2 separate regions of the Homo sapiens genome follow, and region 2 is linked to region 1. Evidence: read pairs that join two places in POLR2A ChIA-PET (ENCODE). Cell type or tissue: OCI-LY7. All regions are shown on one strand.

The links. ChIA-PET counts read pairs that join two places held together with the same protein. Peaks named below come from ENCODE experiments on the same cell type or tissue, not always from the same donor. Only the 100,000 strongest peaks of a DNase experiment are listed, where the experiment ranks them.
Region 2: POLR2A ChIA-PET joins it to region 1 with 11 read pairs; 8 of 35 experiments call an interaction of 5 or more read pairs at or near these places.

What each region holds. Positions count from the first base shown.
Region 1 is chr11:111,271,245-111,273,744 of GRCh38, forward strand. All of the region lies in intron 2 of POU2AF2 (POU class 2 homeobox associating factor 2), which reads left to right. Among named protein-coding and RNA genes, the nearest start is that of POU2AF3, 26 kb to the right of the region's middle. In OCI-LY7, no CTCF peak of the experiment used is centred here; DNase peaks (open chromatin) are centred at 867 and 1,377; H3K4me3 peaks cover 1,737 bases; H3K27ac peaks cover 2,500 bases.
Region 2 is chr11:111,415,922-111,418,421 of GRCh38, forward strand. LOC100132078 (a long non-coding RNA gene) reads right to left here and starts at 2,265. Exons shown (of 4, transcript NR_046085.1): 1 at 444-2,265; 2 at 1-119. It also overlaps a transcript of BTG4 not described here. RefSeq lists a silencer at 621-670 and enhancers at 891-960, 2,011-2,120. In OCI-LY7, no CTCF peak of the experiment used is centred here; DNase peaks (open chromatin) are centred at 540, 1,420 and 2,010; H3K4me3 peaks cover 2,458 bases; H3K27ac peaks cover 2,500 bases.

The DNA.
Region 1 (2,500 bases):
CCCAGGAGCCAGAGGTTGCAGTGAGCCGGGATCATGCCGCTGCACTGCAGCCTGGGTGACAAGAGCAAAACTCCATCTCAAAAAAAAAAAGAAAGAGAGTTCTGAAGGATCACTGCCTGCTACCAAAGTCTAAGTTCCTTAGCGTGGCTCAAAAAAACTCTTTTTTATTTCTTTTTTTTCTTTTCTTTTTTTTCTGAGACAAGCTCTCACTCTGTTACCCAGGCTGGAGTGCAGTGGCATGAATTTGGCTCACTGCAGCCTTGACCTTCTGGGCTCGGGAGATCTTCCTGCCTCAGCCTCCCAAGTAGCTGGGACTTCAGGCATGTGCCACCATGCTCAGTTAATTTATTTTATTTTTTGTGGAGATGGGGGTCTCACTGTCTTGCCCAGGCTAGTCTCAAACTGTTGAGCTCAAGGGATCCCCCTGCCTCTGCTTCCCAAAATGCTGGGATTACAGGCATGAACCACTGTACCTGGCACAAAAAAGGCTAGGCATGGTGGCTCACGCCTGTAATTCCAGCACTTTGGGAGGCCAACGTGGGTGGATCACCTGGGGTCAGGAGTTCGAGACCAGCCTGCCCAACATGGTGAAACCCCGTCTCTACTAAATACAAAAAAAAAAATTAGCCGGGCATGGTGAAGGGTGCCTGTAATCCCAGCTACTTGGGAGGCTGAGGCAGGAGAATCACTTGAACCCAGGAGGTGGAGGTTGCAGTGAGCCAAGATTGTGTCATTGCACTCCAGCCTGGGCAACAAGAGTGAAACTCCATCTCAAAAAAAAGAACTTTATAACCTGGTTCCTGCATCTTCCTCCAGCTTCTCTTCAGCTTTCTTGTCTTCACACTTCCTGCCCACATTTCCAGGTATGTGACATGCAGTTCCTCACATTTTGAGCCTTTGCTTCTCCCTCCAGCAACAATAGCCCTTAAACTGATTTCCTTTTATCTAGCCTTCAGAACCAGACTCAGATATCATCTATGTTTTGATGTGCTAAATCACATTCCCCCAGGACAGTAAATCACCTCATCACCACCCCAAACTTCATCCCTGCCCCCACCCCCATACCTGCACTAAATCACATTTAGAATTCAGGCTATGTCACTTAGCAGCTTTGTGACCTTGGACAAGTCCTTCAGAAGTATCTATTAGTTTTCCCATCAATAAGCTAGGGATTATAACAATCTATCTCATTGGTTAATGGTGATGATCTAATGAAATAATGCATGTAAATCATCTCACACTCTACAGAGTACATAAAGAACCCAGACATTAGTTGTCACTAAAAATGATCACACAGACACACTAACATATGTAAAGTGCCAGACACAGAGTCTGGCGGGAAGTGGCACCAGGAAATGCTAGTCTTCTCAACCACAACCCTTATTTCTATTATTGCACCAATTACATATATATTTATGCACCTGTTTTTGCGATGAAACTGTGTGCTGTCGAGAATAGAATCTATGTCTTACTCCTCTTTGTATTTCTGGAAACTACCACAATCCTGGTGCAGAGTAGGCACAGAATACATTTTAATAAAATGAATGAAATGAAACTTCTGCTCTAGACAAGCCAACTTGCTTATTATTCCCTGAAGAAGAGCTGTGCTTTCCCACCTTGTGTTTGGTTCACAAAATTCCTCCTTCCTGGGAGCTTCCTTTCTCCTGTCTGCATCCTCTCAGCCTTCAGCACCCAATTCAAATCCTCCACACATTGATTTGCCCCTTTTCTGATGCATAGTAGATGCTTATAACTGTAGTTTATATTCATTATAGAGTATTTTTCTTATTTACAATCAAATATATAACTCAGATAAGTGGCCTATAAATCAAAACCTGTTTCAAACTTTTCAAAAGTAATAAGATTTATAAGATATGTTTGAGATAGTTTAGCCAACACACCAGATTTCACACCAACCGAAATGCCCTTGGTTCTACTATATACTTCTCCTGTTAACTAAGGCATGTAAATCTCTATATCCATTTTTTTTTTCTGGGGAGATGTTACAACCTAACATCAGTGCCCATTTAAAGACTAACTGTGTTAACATCCAGCATTAACCTTCCTTTAATTCCAAAGTTGGAGGAAAACCACATGACCTATGGTGGATCTAAATGTAGACATTAAAATGTGGTGTCAGATGTTCAATATGGTATCATCAGCTCCACCTGCCTCACAACCATAGAAATGATGACAATGAAAAATTAAATGTATAAAATACTATGAATATCTCAAAGAGGGATATCACCTGTTCACAAGTGGCTATGATTATTATTACTTAAGCATTAGTAGCAATATCTTTAAGTTTGAAGACTTATTTTCTAAACTAAATTTTATCTCAATTTGAATTAAGAAATAAAATTATACAGCAGTATGAAACATGTCATGCTAGTCAGACATCACTTCCTTAGTACATTTCAATATGTCCTTCAACTAGGTTGGCACCTAAAAATATTATTATAGGATAATAAAATGACTATAAATGTACTCAAGGGAAACT
Region 2 (2,500 bases), 140 kb after region 1:
TAGTCCCAGGTACTCGGGAGGCTGAGGCAGGAGGATCACTCGAGCCTAGGAGGTCGAGGCTGCAGGGAGCCAAGATCACACCACTGCACTCCAGCCTGGGCAACAGAGTGAGACCTTGTCTGAAAAAAGAAAAGAAAAGAAATACAGTGGAACATGGCAGCTCCTTTGTTGTTAAGTTCCAGGATATTTTTCATTCTGGGCAGCCTAAGGTGTCTTTAGCTGTTAAGGAGAAAGAGCTTGGAGGATGTGGGGAAGGGAAAGCTGGGGTACTACTGAGGGTTGAGCCTGATAGGGGGATGGAGTTGCCTGGACTGAATTTTCAGGGCCTTCATCAGTTCCTTTTCTGTCCCCTGGAAAACAAACTGGGCCTCTCTTCCTCTCTCTCCCTCTCTTTCTCTCTCTCTCCCTCTCTCGTTTTCTCACTCTGGCTCACACACACACACCTTTTCTTGATTAGATCGTTACATTCAATCCTAGGTAGGTGTGCCTCTAATTTCGGGTCCCCAAGCATACACACCCCAGACCTCAGGGGACTTTGGCTTCCTGAGGTCAGGTCGGAGCACAAACAGATCTGAAACGCCGTTAGTCACATCATGGAAGGGAGTGAGTTGGGTGCTTCAGGTAGATCCAGAGTACACCTTGGCTCTCACTCGTTATTATTTCTTAACAGTGTGAAACCCCCAGGACATCCCGACAGCGTCTGTCCTGGGTGGGCCAATGTGAGCAGAGAGCACGGGCTTTGAGGCTGGAGCCCCTGCATTTGTATTCTGGCTCCACCGCCTACCCTGTCACCGTGAGAAAGCGGTTTGACTTCTCTCAATCTCCTTTTCCCCTAGGTAGGAAAGGGACAGTAATGGTCCTTAGTAGGACTGAATGAGATACTGTGTAGGCCCAGCACGGTGCCTGAGCAGATGAAAAACTCAATAACTCATAGTCATTCTTACTTTTAACAGCACTTCCATTATCATTGTTATCCTCCAGGTCAGGAGCCACGCTGGGCCTGCGGTGAATTTTCTTAGAGTAGATTTTTAAGGGAGCCGGTCCCCAGCTCTTTCCAGAATCCCCAGAAGCTATTAAGGTTGTCTGTGTACATCCAGTTTGCCATGTTTAGTTAAACTTTGAGGGACTCACGCCCCAGTGCAGCCCACGGGGTTTTTGCAGAGCTGATGACTAATATTTTGTAGAGAGTCTGATGACTCCAATACACCTGCCTTATGTCCCTGGGTCTGAAACAGCTTTCTTAATAGACTGAGAGATTCACTACAAGGACTCTCCTTTGTCAACATTTTACCAGCCCTGATGAAGGATTAAAAATTATGTTAACCAGCAGTTCTGACTTGGCTTCTGTCAGTCACAGCTTCGCATGGCTGCACTTGCTTCTCTCTTCCTCTTCCTCTTCCTGTCCCCTCTTTGCTGATCTGGACTCAGCCTGGTATTCTTGTCACAAGGTCATCGCCTAGGTGAGCTCAGCTCAGCGTGAAACAAAACAGCTCATCTGAAGGCACCACACAGTCCGTACTGGGAGGAGGGGACCCTCCTCAATCCCCTGCCTTCTCACAAGTGGGCTCTTTTGGTTCCATCTTGCAAAAGCTGGGCAGAAAGAATTTTAATCTGAGCTCTCGGAGCCCTTGGACACAGGGACAGCATGAACTGCCCCTAATTCCTTGGGTGCTGGGTGGTCTGCAATCACTCCCTCATAGCACTGTCTGAGGGCTGACCACTCAGCTTGCAAAGATATCTAGGCACAATTTGTTTTCAAAAGGCTTGCATGTTTGTTATTTTTTGAACTTTGGCTTTAGATCAGTTTGGGTGTTCTCCAGAGAACAGCCACTCTGCTTCGGCATTGAAGCGTTCTCTCACTCACGCTCTCCTCCCTACTCCCAAGTGTCTTGAATCACTGCTGCATTGCAGGTTCATGCATCTGGACTGTTTTCATGTTCTTGGGGCATGGCGTCTATTTTATAAACACACGGTCAGTTTACACTGCCTGGGAACTTAGGGGATTTCCTCTCTGTGGGAAACAGCTGTGAGGAGCTTGACCAAACTTGGCTTTGTGGAGAGTAAGACGTCGCCTCTGATCATCCACGTGGGGCAGCTGCACTGGCTGTGTTCCTGTTGTTATGCCTGAGGATTCTCCTAGAAATCTAAGCTAAGAAGGGAAGCTCATTATGCTCTCCTCCCTGGTTTCCAGTTTAGTTGTTCATGAGTGATTTTGCATATCATAAAACCCCATGTCTGTTCACCTTCACGCCGTCTGCCAGCAGCACCTTAAGCCATCTGACTGCTGTGGGACCTCTGAGGCCACAGAATTATGGCATCATGAAGCTGGAAGGGACTTTAAGAGAGCCATTCGCCCAACACATTAGATGAGCACTTATTATGTGCAAAGTGCTGTGCTAGATGCCATGGGTGAAGGAAGGTGAGAAAGACCCAGCCTCTGTCCTCAAAGAACTGACAGACTTTAGGCTTGGCCATCATCATCACAAAGCATTCTGTGACC